Regions from separate parts of the Homo sapiens genome. Here region 1 is linked to region 2. Evidence: chromatin loops called from intact Hi-C (ENCODE). Cell type or tissue: A673. All regions are shown on one strand. Each heading gives the region's core, and the rest is flanking DNA. Links, peaks and the distances in the headings are about the cores only.

Region 1 (7,339 bases), core at 3,022-5,521, 250 kb before region 2:
AGCCCAGGTTTTTTTTGTTTGTTTTTTTAACAAAACTTTTATCTAATTTTTTTTTTTCTTTTTGGCCTGGCATGTTGACTCACACCTGTAATCCTCACACTTTGGGAGGCCAAGGCGGGCAGATTACTTGAGGTCAGGGGTTCGAGATCAGCCTGTTCACCAACATGGTGAAACCCCGTATCTACTAAAAACACAAAAATTAGCCGGGTGTGGTGGCAGGCGCCTGTAGTCCCAGCTACTCGGGAGGCTGAGGCAGGAGAAGGCATGAACCCGGGAGGCAGAGGTTGCAGTGAGTCAAGATGGTGCCACTACACTCCAGTCTGGATGACAGCAAGATGCCGTATCAAAAAAAAAAAAAAAAAAAGGGCCAAGTGTGGTGGCTTACGCCTGTAATCCCAGCACTTTGGGAGGCTGAGGCGGGTGGATCACAAGGTCAAGAGATCGAGACCATCCTGGCCAACATGGTGAAACCCCGTTTCTACTAAAAATATAAAAGTTAGCTGGGTGTGGTGGTGGATGCCTGTAATCCCAGCTACTTGGGAGGCTGAGGCAGGAGAATCACTTGAACCTAGGAGGTGGGGGTTGCAGTGAGCTGGGATCACACCACTGCACTCTGGCCTGGTGACAGAGCAAGACTCCGTCTCAAAAAACAAAAAAGTTTTTTTTTTCTTTTTGAAATAGAGATAGGCTCTCACTTTGTTGCCCAGACTGGTCTAAAACTCCTGTCCTCACGCAATCCTGCTACCTCAGCCTTCCAAAATATTGGGATTACAGGTGTGAGCCACTGCACCCAGTCTGAAACACATTTCTTTTAAATTAGCATTTGTGTTTCATGAATTGAAACATTTTTTTCAAACTGTCCTTTTATCTGTGATTTCTGGTGCACACATTTTCTGATTCCTTGCATCTGCCATCTGTTTATGATGGCATTTGTTTCTTCATTCATTTCCTCAGGGAGCAGGGTCTTTCTCATTCTCTAGGTTTTGGACGAACTCCTGTGAGGCTATTTTGTATTTCTCTATGCAAGTATTTTATGCAGTTTCACTGCCTGTGGGTGATTTTTACTAATTTCTTGCCCTGGGTTTCTCAAACAGCAAGTCTGGTGTGTACTCAGGTGCCACCCCTCTGATTGACACAGTGTTGGAGGGGTGATTTTTTCACCCACAGGCTCTAGGCAGACACCTAGCTCTTTGCTCTGGTGCAGTTTTTCTGGAACCTGTTTTTATCTACAAGACAACTCTTTTGTTCTTGACTTTTAGCAGGAAACCTGGTTGCAGCTCATGGGCCTGAGGCCACATCTCCCATCCCCAGAGGGCATTAAATTTCTGATTCTGATACCCTGGGGGACTCTGGGCTTATGATAAGTGAGGCCTGGGTGTGTTCTGTGATTGGTCATGAGGGACTCACGGAGAGTTTTTAGGTAAACTTTTAATTAAAATCTAACTTTTCATTGAAATCTATGAATCCATACTATAGAAAAGTGCACAAATCATAAGCAATCAGTCTGATTAGTTTTTATAAAGTCCAGACACTTTGTATAACTGCCACACAGATCATGATATAGAACATTATTGGCAATCCCCTCCCTGAAACCCCTTTAGCCCCCCTCTAATCACCACTCTGCACCTAAAGGCAATTAGTATTCCAGTTTCTAATGGCATTTCATTTCAACCATTTGGTACTTTATATAAATGAAATCATACGGTATGGACTCTTCAGTGTCTGGCTTCTTTTGTCATTATATTTGTGAAATTTACTCATGTTACTGCATGTAGTGTTCTAGTCTATGAAAATACCACAATTTAAAAATGTAGCTGGAGCCGGGCGTGGTGGCTCACGCCTGTAATCCCAGCACTTTGAGAGGCCGAGGCAGGCGGATCACTTGAATTCAGGAGTTCAAGACCAGCCTGGCCAACATGGTAAAATCCCGTGTCTACTAAAATATAAAAATTAGCTGGGCAGGGTGGTGTGCGCCTGTAATCCCACCTACTCAGAAGGCTGAGTCAGGAGAATTGCATGAACTTGGGAGGTGGAGGTTGCAGTAAGCCGAGACTGCCATTACACTGCAGCCTGAGCGACAAGAGTGAAACTCTGTCTCAAATAAAATAAAATAAAATAAAATAAAATAAAATAAAATAAAATAAAAATAAAATAAAAAATAAACATCTAGGCCGGGCGCCATATCTCATGCCTGTAATCCCGGCACTTTGGGAGGCCAAGGCGGACCGATTACTTGAGGTCAGGAGTTCAAGACCAGCCTGGCCAACATGGTGAAACTCCGTCTCTACTAAAATACAAAAGTTAGCCAGGCGTAGTGGCGGGCACCTGTAATCCCAGCTACTCAGGAGGCTGAGGCAGGACAATTGCTTGAACCCGGGAGGCGGAGGTTGCAGTGAGCCGAGATTTTGCCTTTGTACTCCAGCCTGGGAAACAAGAGCGAAACTTCATCTCAACAAAACAAACAAACAAACACACACAAAAACTTATTGTAGTGTTGATAGACACTTAGATATTTCCCCACTTGGAGGCTGTTATAAATAGTATTGCTATAAACATGCTTGTTTATGTTTTCTGGGTAACATATGTAAACATTTCTTTTGGGAATATACCTAAGAATAAATTGCTGGGCCATAAATATGTTCAGTTTTAGCAGACACTATCAAACAATTTTTCAAAGTTGTACTAGCTTGCAATCCCACCAACAGTGTGGAATAGTTTAGATGTCTATGCATCACATATTAGAGGATTCAAAACTGGAGGAAATCTTGTCTCTCAACTACAGTGGATCAAGAGTTTTTTCTTTTTTTTAGATGGGGTCTTGGTCTGTCACCCAGGCAGGAGTGGCTCACTGCTGCCTCCAACTACAGGGCTCAAGTGATCCTCCTGCGACAGCTTCCTGTATAGCTGGGACTACCGGTTCATGACACCATGTCTGGCTAATTTTTTTTTTATTTGGAGAGACAGGGGTCTCACTATGTTGTCTGGGCTAGTCTCCAACTCCTGGCCTCAAGTGATTCTCCCACCTTGGCTTCCCAAAGTGCTGGGATTACAGGAGTGAGCTACTGTGCCTGGCCTCAAGAATTATTCGTGTTCCTTTTTTTTTTTTTTTTGAGACGGAGTTTTGCTCTTGTTGCACAGGCTGGAGCGCAGTGGCGCGATCTCGGCTCACCGCAATGTCCACCTCCCGGGTTCAAGCGATTCTCCTGCCTCAGCCTCCCGAGTAGCTGGGATTGTAGGCGCGCACCACCACGCCCGGCTAATTTTTGTATTTTTAGTAGAGACAGGGTCTCGCCATGTTGGCCAGGCTGGTCTTGAACTCCCAACCTCAGTTGATCCACCCGCCTCGGCCTCCCAAAGTGCTGGGATTACAGGCGTGAGCCACCGCGCCCGGCCCATTTGTGTTCCTTTTTAAGGTGAATGAATTAAGGCTGGTGTTAGAACCCTGGTATATATAGTGTATACTTTATGGTATATAACTACAAAGTATTATATTTCAAAATACCTACAACTTTTTTGAACGTTTATCTTGTGCCAGGCACTAAGAGACCATTTCATCACACAAACCTTTGAGACAGGTGTTGTTATTATTCACATAGTTCAGGTGAAGCAGCTGCAGCTTAGAAAGATGAAATAACTGCTCCCGGGTCCCAGAGCCTGAAGTAACAGAGCTGGAACAGCCTGACTACAAAGCCTTGGAGCCCTGCAAATATACATGCTCCTGTGTTTCCTTCCCGAGGGTGGACTCAGCCTTTTTCAAAAAACTCTTTTTCAGCCTCCTAAAGACCTAAGATCAGAGCTATATGTTGCCAGATACGAATACTTAGACCAGGTGAAATTTGTCCAATTGCAGCTTGAAACTGATGCCTTTGTATCCACGGATGAAAATAGGTGAGCAGTCACCTTGAAAAATTCTGTCCCCAGAAGTCTTCTTTCTCTCCAATGTGCTGTGTATTACAATGGCTCAGTGCTGGCCCATAGTGGCACCTCAGTAATACTGGCTGAACGAAATTCTAGAAAAGTTCACAAATTTGTGCGGTTGACGGGACCCTGCTGGCTGTAGCGCCTAGCCTCTAATTTCTGACCACCAGGGGGCATACGTCCGTTTCCAGAGTACCCTTATTCCCAGCAGACTCCGGAAAGCGGGGTCCCTTGAGGACAGGGAGTCCCAAGGAAGGGAGGGATTGTGCCAGAAAACTCTGAATTGAGAAAAAAGGTACATTCGAACTGGGTTTTTTCAGAGAGTGGTCCGATAGCCACCAAACCATAATCACCTAGGGTGCATGGCTAAAATGCAAATTCCAGCTTGTTCACTTCAGGCCGAGAGAATCAGACTTTCTGAGGGTAGGGTATAGAAATCATATGTTAAGGCCTCCAGGCAATTCCCCCCCACGCTCATGGCTCTTTATTTGGACTACCTGTATTCAGTATTGTGTTAACTGTGTGACCTCAGGCAAGTCAATTAACCTAAGACTCAATATTGTCATATTAGGGGAACATAAAAACCTAACTCTCAGGTATGTTGTGAGTAATAAACGAATCAATCCATCTAGAGAGCTTAGAATGAAGCCCGGAAGGAAGCATATTAGCTCTTATACCTCTTAAGATATTATTATTATTATTATTATTATTATTATTATTATTATTATTTGGGACGGAGTCTTGCTCTGTCACCCAGGCTGGAGTGCAGTGGCACGATCTCGGCTCACTGCAAGCTCTGCCTCCCGGGTTCACGCCATTCTCCTGCCTCAGCCTCCCGAGTAGCTGGTACTACAGGCACCTGCCACCATGCCCGGCTAATTTTTTGTATTTTTAGTAGAGACGGGGTTTCACCATGTTAGCCAGGATGGTCTCGATCTCCTGACCTCATGATCTGCCCGCTTCGGCCTCCCAAAGTGCTGGGATTACAAGCGTGAGCCACCGCACCTGGCCTAATTTTTAATTTTTTTTGTAGAGATGGGGGTTCTTGTTATGCTGTCCAGGCTGGTCTTGAACCGCTGGGCTCAAATGATCCTCCTGCCTCAGCCTCCCAAAGTGTTGGGATTACAGGTGTAAGCCACCATGCGTGGCCAGCCTGGGCCTCAGTTTCTGCACATGTAAAATGAGGGAGTGGGACTAATTGGTCTGTGAGATCCCTTCCAGTGCTAATGTTTTATAAAAACTTCACAGGGGCCAGGTGCAGTGGCTCACACCTGTAATCCCCAGCACTTGTAGGAGGCAAAGTTGGGAAGATTGCTTGAGCTCAGGAGTTTGAGACCAACCTGGGCAACACAGCAAGATCCTGTCCCTACAAAAAATGTAAAAAATTAGGTGGGCATGGTGGCGGACATCTGTGGTTCCAGCTACGAGGGAGGCTAAGGCGGGAGGATCGCTTGAGCTTGGGAAGTCGAGGTTGCAGTGAGCCATGATTGCACCACTGCACTCCCACCTGGGCAACAGAGCAAGACCCTGTATCAGAAAACAAACAAATGGCTGAGCATGGTGGCTCATGCCTATAATCCCAGCACTTTTGGGAGGCTGAGGTGGGTGGCTCACTTGAGGTCAGGAGTTCGTGACCAGCCTGGCCAACAAGGTGAAACGCTGTCTCCACTAAAAATACAAAAATTAGCTAGGCGTGGTGGTGCATGCCTGTAATCCCAGCTACTTGGGAGGCTGAGGCACGAGAATTGCTCGAACCCGGGAGGTGGAGGTTGCGGTGAGCTGAGATCAAGCCACTGCACTCCAGGCTGGCCAACAAAGCAAGACTCTATCTTAAACAAACATGCCAACAAACAAAAAACCCAAAACTTCACAGGGTTTGAGGATCCTCCTGAACACACACACACACACAGACACACACACACACCACTTCCCTTCATCTATGTTCCTACAGCCCCTGTGTGGTTCATTCACCTCGAATTACATTGCTAACTCTCTTCCCTGCTTTTTTGAGGGTAGGGTCTGTGTGGTCTTCATCCCAGAGCCTGGCATGGTGCCTACCATATGGTTCCCGTGCAGTAAATATCATTTATACTGGAGAAAGTAGAAATGTAAAGTGTGACACAAAGGGGAGGAATGGGGATAATTTTTATTCCTAGTTGGTCTTTTGGGAAATAGTTGTTGGGAGTAGCTGGAGGGGCCTGGAGACCTAAGGAGGGCATTCTGGTGTATTGGGTGGACAGAGACCTTGGTGCAGGGAATGGGGAAAAAGAAGAGCAGTTTGGAGCAGAGGAGCTTACAGTGTGTTTCACCTCCCAGTTTCCTCCTGCAGTTGACCTGCTTTTTGGTGGTTGTTGTCGTTGTTGTTGTTGTTGTTGTTGTTGTTTGAGAGAAGTGGAAATGGGGTCAGGGCCCAGCCCAGTAGCCTGCAGAGGGTAGGCCTGCAAATATTTCAAATATTTAGCCATAGCATCTGAGAGCTAGAAGGAAACACAGAGGTTTGAGGCAGGCTTCTCATTTTTACAACTAAGTAGAAAAGTACAAGCCAGAAGGCAGTGTCCCTTGCCCATCAAGATGACACATCAGGTAGTAGTGGCGAAGGGAATGTGGGTCTGTCAACTTCCAACCCAGGGCCCTGCCCTGCACCCCGCTTCCTCCAACACTTTGTCTGGACAATGAATGACTTGCATGGGAATGTTTCAGAAAGCGTGGTCATGTCTTCACTAGTCTTTTGTTCCATCCAACCGTCTAGCTGCCTCCTGCATGAGTCCACCTGGATGGCCCCCCAGGCATTTGAAATACAGATAGGCAAAACTGAGCTTGTTACCTTCTCCTGAGTCTTCTGCTCCCCCCTTGTTTCTGCTGTCAGCAAAGAGTGCCACCATTTGTTATTGCATCGTCCAGATTAGAAATCTGGGTGCGCTCCTTGACTCCTACTTCTCCCTCGCCCCCCAATCACTCCCAATGCCTGTCAATCCCACCTCCTGCTCTCTCCATTTCATCCCCGTCTCCAGTACTGAGGCTCCAGTTCAGGGTCTCCTCACATCCAGGCAGGCTCCTCATCAGTCTCATTACACTCAGACTCTAGTCCCCAGCAGCTCAAAGTGTCACCTGCAGGCTGTTTGTAAAATACAAACCTGGTCAAATGTCGATTGAAGTCCTGTGCTTGGTGCTAAATGAATGATGATGAACAAGACAGATGGGGTCCAAGGGTTGACCAGGGGAAGGGTGATATGGACAAGTATATTCTAATTATAATATACCACAGTGAGGGTTGTGGCAGGGGAAGTGCGGAGTGAGATGTGAACCTCGGGGAAGGACAGCTCCTGAAACTGGTGTGTGGTATGAGTTCATGTGAGTAGATGAATACTCCTAACCTAGTGAGATTTCAACATTTACGTCTCTCCTTGTGTCTTGTGGGCCG
Region 2 (7,339 bases), core at 2,678-5,177:
GCCCTGAGGTTCCAGAGCCTCCCGCCACCGGCTGGCCCTGGCACCTTCCATTTCCATTACCAAGGTAAGGCCTGGGTAGTTGAAGGTGGAACCAGCCCAGACTCGCTGCCCTCCTTGCTGGGGAGGGGGGTCTCTGTGCAATTACATCCTAGAGGGAAGGAGCAGAGAGGGGCTAGTGACACATAGCACAAATGTCCAGTGAAGCTCTGGACAATTGGAGGTAAGTATCGCGTATCTGAAACCTCCAGGATCTTCTCTCTTCCACCCACCACCCTGCAGAGAGCTGGTCTTGACTCAGGATCAGGTAGCCTCTAGGTGTGCCCGTTGTCCCTCATTCATTCATTCAGCAAACTTTTCCTAGGCACCTGCTCTTTGCCAGGCTTGTGCTGGACACTGGCAATGTCAGGATGCACCAAGGTCCTTGTCCTCAAGGAGTTCTTTCTCAGGAGGAGGCAGACACTTAAACAGGCAATAACAATAGAAGCCCTCCCCAAATGCAAGAGGGTGAAGGTCAAAGGGATCTGACAATGACCATCTGCTTAGCTGCCAGACTGCCCTTCCTGAACTGCTTCACCCACCTTGACCTGGCCCATGCCCCAATCAGCTCAGAACACCTCTGGAAATAAGGGAGCAGCACGATGTAATGAAAAAAAATCACAGACTCAGGCAATGGGCAGATCTGTGTTTGAATCTCCTCATTGGCTGTTGACCTTGGACAAGTCATTTGACCTCTCTGACCCTTCTGCTGTAATATGAAACCAAAACACCTACCCCACAAAGTCATGGTTAGGATTAAGCAAAATGGTACATGTCAAGTGCTTAGCACATGCTTCATTAAGGAAACCAGTATTACATGACTGGCAGGATGGGAGAGGGAGGAAAAGGGGCTCAGGACTTTGCCGCTGTCTCAGCTGTGTCCCTCCTACCCATCCCCCTCTCTGAGCACAAAGTCAGCTCGATCCTTTGCATGGGTTAACTATTTGAGACTAGGGAGAACTAATACGGAAATAATTGGTGTGAACAATCAAGGGATTGTCTTGCATTGTCATGGACCACTTCCGCAGTCCTGCAGGGGACCACAGCCGGGCAGAAGAGCCAGCACTCTGGAGATGGGGCTGCTTGGAACCCCACCTAAGGAGCACTCACCCTACCCTCACCCCTCCACCCAAACTACTGGAGCAGTCTGGCATAGCAGCAGGGAGCCTGGAAGTGGATGGGGCTGTAGAGTGGCTTGGCAGAGGCAAGGGGCCAGCTGAGGCAAGGGTGAAACGTCTAGGCGGCCCAGCTAGCCTCCCTAATGGCTCATCAATCCTCCCTGGCAGCAGGCATAATTTCACGCCATGATAACCTTCTCTCTTGCTGCAAATTCCTTTGCACAAAACTCCGGACCTCCTCTCTGTCGGGCCAGACAAAGGTGGCTGAATGGCAGTGAGCTGGAGGCCCAGCAAGGGGGAGCAACCTCCAAGGAAGGGCTGGAAGAGCTGGCCTGGTCCTGCCTCCTTCTCAGCTCCCAGAAGCCCTCCCTCGTCAGCCCAGTTTTTGTCAATGATCAGCTCTTGCCTTAATGAGTGTAATTCCCCTAATTATAGGCTGTAATTAGCCCTGATCCCAGAGATGGGAACAGGAGGAGCGTGTGCTCACACGCAAATCTCCGTGGGCTAGAGAAAGAGGGTGCCAGAAGAGGGGGTGAGGGGCCTAGTACCCACACCTGTGCTCGAGCTGTCCAAGCTGATGTTGGAGGTCACAAGGATGAGCCCTCACAAGGGCCTTATCGCAAGACCAAGTCAACTCCCCTCCCACAGCCTCAGGCAGGGTGGGGAGGCAGACGGCCCTGACAGACATCCCCCTCCTGCATCCTCAGCATTCCTGGCACTGGACTTGGCTCCAGAAACAGACTCCAGTGAGAAAATAACTCAACAGATTGCAGTGGTTCAGGCTCCCCGGGAACGGTTGTCATGGCAACAGGAGGAAGCTCATCCTGGGAAGTGATACTTTAACTACTATGGAGTCTGGGGGCTTCATTGTCTGCCCCCAGCCTCCTACAGTTCCAGCCCAGTTCCACCCCATTCCAGCCCAGTTTCCTCATCTGTGAAACGAGGGCCCTCCCTTACTAGAGTGGTGATAAGAACTCAAAGGGGAAGATGTAAGGGGAAATGCTGGGCCTGAGCCTGGCTCATGGTCTAGACCCCACTAGGCGTCAGTTAACCTCTTAACCTCCTCCACTCTGGGTGTGGTGCCCCACACCCCTTTCTCCATCCCATCCTGGACTGGGACCTCTCCCCAGGTCACTGTGAGTGGCTGCCCTGGACAACCACCCAGAGCAGGCTTGTCTGTTACTCTCAGATTTCTCTGACCCCTGAACCCAAGTTTCTACTTCAAATGAGGAAGCAGGTGGGGTGGTGGTGGAAAGCAAGAAGGCTTCAGAGCCCAGGAGCTTCAAGTTCCTGGTCTAGTACTTCCTTGCTGTGTGATGAGGGCACAGGGTCTCTCTGAACCTGTTCTCATCTGAAAATGGGCTCATAGCCCCTACCTTGCCTGCCTTTCTCCCAAGCATATTGTAGACATCAAGAAAGAAGAGTGTGAAGGCATTTTAGAATCTGGAAAGTACATGTAGATGTGAGGTGCTATTATTAATCAAGATTACAAACAATAACAGCAGGCTGATGTCTTAGGCATTTGTTCAGGAACTGCACATATGTCTTCTCACTTAACCTCCACAACCTTGGATGTAATACTGAAAGTGGGTGGATAAATGAGGCAACTGAGGCACAGAGAATTTAGGTAACTTGCCCACGGTGGCACAGCACGTAGGGAAGAAGCCTGCATTCAAACCCAGGCAGTCTGACCCACAGCCCACCTGCTAAGCACTGCCCTGTACTGCCTGCCAAGCACAACTAGCCACTTACCGACCATTCTCTCCAGAGCCCCATGAGAGACAGAAGAGGAGGAATTCTCCTCCCACTTTCACAGACATAGTAACAGGACAGGTGAAAGTCATAAAACTCAAATTTCTGGACCCTGGTCTGCCCTGAGACAGCCTCTTTTTCTTTTTCTTTTTCTTTTTAATGGGGGGGAAGAAAGAGGGCCCATTTTTCTATTCACACAAAGGCACCCAGGAACAGAGGCCTTGCATGGACCTCTCCTCCCATTTACCTGATACCATCAGTGGGGCTGCCCCCTACCCCAAGACCCAAGATCTTCAGTCTAGACAGTCCTCACTTTTCCTACCACCCCAAGGGTTATCAGGCTCTGTAGCACAAGCCTCTCAGCCTCTCCTTGACCCCTCCAGGCCTTTGCTCTCACCTCTTAGACGCAAGCCAGGATCTTCACTTTTTTTTGAGAAAGAGTCTCACTCTGCCGCCCAGGCTGGAGTGCAGTAGCGCAATCTCCACTCACTGCAACCTCTGCCTCCCGAGTTCAAGCGATTCTCCTGCCTCAGCCTCCCAAGTAACTGGGACTACAGGCGCGTGCCACCATGCCCAGATCATTTTTTTTTTTTTTGTATTTTTAGTAGAGATGGGGTTTTACCATGTTAGCTGGTCTCGAACTCCTGATTTTGTTATCCACCTGCCTCGGCCTCCCAAAGTGCTGGGATTACAGGTGTGAGCCACCGTGCCCAGCTGGATCTTCACTTTTATTTTATTTTATTTTATTTTATTTATTTATTTTATTTTTTGGAACATGGAGTCTCACTCTGTCGCCCAGGCTGGAGTGCAATGGCATGATATCGACTCACTGCAACCTCCATCTCCCCGGTCCAAGCGATTCTCCTGCCTCAGCCTCCCGAGTAGCTGGGATAACAGGCGCCTGCCACCATGCCCAGCTAATATTTTTGTATTTTATTAGTAGAGATGGGGTTTTGCCATGTTGGCCAGGCTGGTCTTGAACTCTTGACCTCAGGCCATCCGTCCACCTCAGCCTCCCAAAGTGCTGGGATTACAGGCGTGAGCCACTGCACCGGGTTGATCCTTTTAGCTACCACCCCAGCTTGACCCCAGGATCGGGATATGCCAGATTGTTTTGTAGGATTTGCTGCCACCATTTGGTCAAATTTGGTATGACAATTCCAAAGCTACCAGCTTTCCCAGGGCAACTTGTTCTTTCCCCAACTTCCATGAAGGCAGTGCACTGCCTCCCTACCCTCGTCCCCATCTTTTTCTTGTTTGTTTGATGTTGTTTTTCGAAACAGGGACTCACTCTGTCACCTAGGCTGGAGCGCAGTGGTGCAATCATAGTTCACTGCAGCCTTAAACTCCTAGGCTCAAGCGATCCCACTTCAGCCTCCTGAGTAGCTAAGACTACAGGTACACATCACCATGCCTGGGTATTTTTTAAAAATTTTTTACAGAGATGGGGACCTCACTATGTTGCCCAGGCTGCTCTTGAACTCCTGGCCTCAAGCAATCCTCCCACCTTGCCCCAGCCTACCACCATTCTGGATTTTGTTTGTTTGTAAGTTTGTTTTTTTGAGATGAAGTCTCGCTCTCGTCCCCTAGGCTGGAGCGCAATGGCACGATCTCGGCTCACTGCAACCTCCACCTGCCGGGTTCAAGCGATTCTCCTGCCTCAGCCTCCCGAGTAGCTGGGATTACAGGCGCCTGCCATCACGTCCGGCTGATTTTTGTATTTTTAGTAGAGATGGGGTTTCTCCATGTTGGCCAGGCTGGTCTCGACCTCCTGACCTCAGGTGATCCGCCCACTTCGGCCTCCCAAAGTGCTGGGATTACAGGCATGAGCCACCACTCCCGGCTGTTTGTTTGTTTTGAGATGGAGTTTTGCTCTCGTTGCCCAAGCAGGAATGCAATGGAGTGATCTCAGCTCACCACAACCTCCACCTCCCGGGTTCAAGCGATTCTCCTGCCTCAGCCTCCCCCGTAGCTGGGATTACAGGCATGCGCCACCATGCCCGGCTAATTTTGTATTTTTAGTAGAGACGGGGTTTATCCATGTTGGTCAGGCTTGTCTCGAACTCCCGACCTCAGGTGATCCGCCCACCTCGGCCTCCCAAAGTGCTGGGATTACAGGCATGAGACACCGGCCCGGCCACCATTCTGGTTTTAAAAGAAGTCCATGGCCATTGGCATCAAGCTTTTTAGCATTTCTCAGTGAATACTGGGAAAGCCTTTACTGTCTGATTTCACTCTTTGCTGCTGCAATTCATATTTATTCCCTAAAGGAAAAACAGTATCAACACTTTACATCTGTATAGGTTTTTCACTATTTCAAGTGCTTTCATGTCTACGAGTCATTCAATAAGCATTTCCTGAAGATATAATATCAGCTGGGTACCAGAGATACCAAGCTAGATAAAATACTCTATCATTTCTTCTCACAGTAACCCTGTAGGTAGGCTAGGATTTTAAACCTCATTTAACAAATGAGGAAACACACACACAAAGATTAAATAACCTGCCTAAAGTGTCATAAAGCTTGAGCCAGAACCTAACCCTTCTAATTTCCAGCTCTGTCTGCTCCACTAACCAGCCCAGGCTGCTGGAAATATCACTGGTAACCTTCTAGGGAGGAGATTGGAGTTGTTTTGGAACTCCTAGTGCTTCCTCTGGCCCCAAATGACACCTCCAGGCAGACTGAGGCAGACCTCCCCCAACCAATGGCCCAGCTCCCGCCCCCACCCTGCACACATACACAGTGTCACCCGTTCTCTGTTTGCAGCCTATCTCCTGAGCTGCCACTTTCCCCGTCGTCCAGCTTATGGAGATGTGACTGTCACCAGCCTCCACCCAGGGGGTAGTGCCCGCTTCCATTGTGCCACTGGCTACCAGCTGAAGGGCGCCAGGCATCTCACCTGTCTCAATGCCACCCAGCCCTTCTGGGATTCAAAGGAGCCCGTCTGCATCGGTGAGTGCCCAGGGGAAAGGGCTCAGTGCTGAGCAGAGAAGTGAGGTGGGGGCTCATCCCTGCTCTCTGTTGCTCTCTGCCACTTTCATTTGCTCTTCATAAGGAAGCCAGAAAATGGCCATGCACCTCAGTGGCATTCATCCAACCTGCACTTATTGAGCATCTACCAGATGAAGGCACCACAGGTACAAACAGCTGAATTAAACAGGGACTCTGCCCTCAAAGAACCCACATTTCCAGGAAAGGGAGAAAGGAGAAAGCACAGAGGTCACCAATTTCCAGGGGAAGAAGTAAAAAGCACCAATGAAAAGACATAAAGTGACCTGGGAGGCAAGGGCGCAATCATTCTTAGCTGGACATTTAGGAGGCTTCCTAGGGGAGGAGGCACTGCAGGTTTGACATTTAAATGGAGAGAACAACGTGGGCAGGGACATAGAGGCAGGCAGGTGAGGGTGTTTAGGGACACAGAAGACAGCCAGGTTTGGCTGAAGCCTGAGACATGTGGCAATGGAAGGGCCTTGAGTGTCAGGGCAAGATACAGGCTGAGGAGCTGTTGAAGCTTATGAGAAGGGAGGGCCTTAGAATTCCTCAGGAGATGACTGGGAGGCCAGCCAGGCAAGACAGTTTGAACTTAGATTGTGATTTGGGGAATGAAGCAGAGGGAAGTTCCAGAAACTGATGGGAACTGGGAAAAGGGAAAGGGGACTCCCAGGTCTGGTCCTGAGTGATCAGGTCTGGGATTGCTGCCAATGAAAAGGGGCTTGTTGGAGAAAGGAAGACTCAGTGTTTGGTTTGCAGTATGAAAAGCAACTTGGGCTTTTTTTTTTTTTTTTTCTTCGAGACGGAGTCTCGCTCTTTCACCCAGGCCAGACTGCAGTGGCGCTATCTCGGCTCACTGCAAGCTCTGCCTCCCAGGTTCACGCCATTCTCCTGCCTCAGCCTCCCGAGTAGCTGGGACTACAGGCGCCCGCCACCACTCCCAGCTAATTTTTTGTATTTTTAGTAGAGATGGGGTTTCACCATGTTAGCCAAGATGGTCTTGATCTCCTGACCTCGTGATCCACCCACCTCAGCCTCCCAAAGTGCTGGGATTACAGGCGTGAGCCACCGTGCCTGGCCGGGCTTTTTCTTTTTAGTGGGTATGGGCTTAGGCTTTTGAATCTTTTTTTTTTTTTTTTTTTGAGATGGAGTCTCCCTCTGTCACCCAGGCTGGAGTGCAGTGGCACGATGTCCGCTCACTGCAACCTCCACCTCCCGGGTTCAAGCGATTCTTCTGCCTCACCCTCCAGAGTAGCTGGGGTTACAGGTGCATGCCACCATACCCAGCTAATTTTTTTGTATTTTTAGTAGAGATGGGGTTTCACCATGTTGGCCAGTCTGATCTCGAACTCTTGACCTCAGGTGATCCACCTGCCTCGGCCTCCCAAAGTGCTGGGATTACAGACTTGAGCCACCATACCCAGCCATGAATCTTATTTCA

Evidence for each region. Peaks named below come from ENCODE experiments on the same cell type or tissue, not always from the same donor. Only the 100,000 strongest peaks of a DNase experiment are listed, where the experiment ranks them.
Region 1: it touches region 2 in a loop (4-fold over the local background); 5 of 110 quality-filtered maps call a loop at or near these places.

The regions. Positions count from the first base shown.
Region 1 is chr17:29,216,331-29,223,669 of GRCh38, reverse strand. No RefSeq gene overlaps it. Among named protein-coding and RNA genes, the nearest start is that of CRYBA1, 27 kb to the left of the region's middle. RefSeq lists a silencer at 3,970-4,059. In A673, for the core only: CTCF peaks have their summits at 3,871 and 4,072 (motif pointing right); a DNase peak (open chromatin) is centred at 4,089.
Region 2 is chr17:28,962,482-28,969,820 of GRCh38, reverse strand. It overlaps SEZ6 (seizure related 6 homolog), which reads left to right. Exons shown (of 17, transcript NM_178860.5): 4 at 1-64; 5 at 5,674-5,859. The region is part of intron 1 of LOC105371716 (a long non-coding RNA gene); the gene reads right to left. Among named protein-coding and RNA genes, the nearest start is that of PHF12, 15 kb to the right of the region's middle. RefSeq lists enhancers at 767-1,417, 2,105-2,194. In A673, for the core only: CTCF peaks have their summits at 3,840 and 4,039 (motif pointing left); a DNase peak (open chromatin) is centred at 4,040.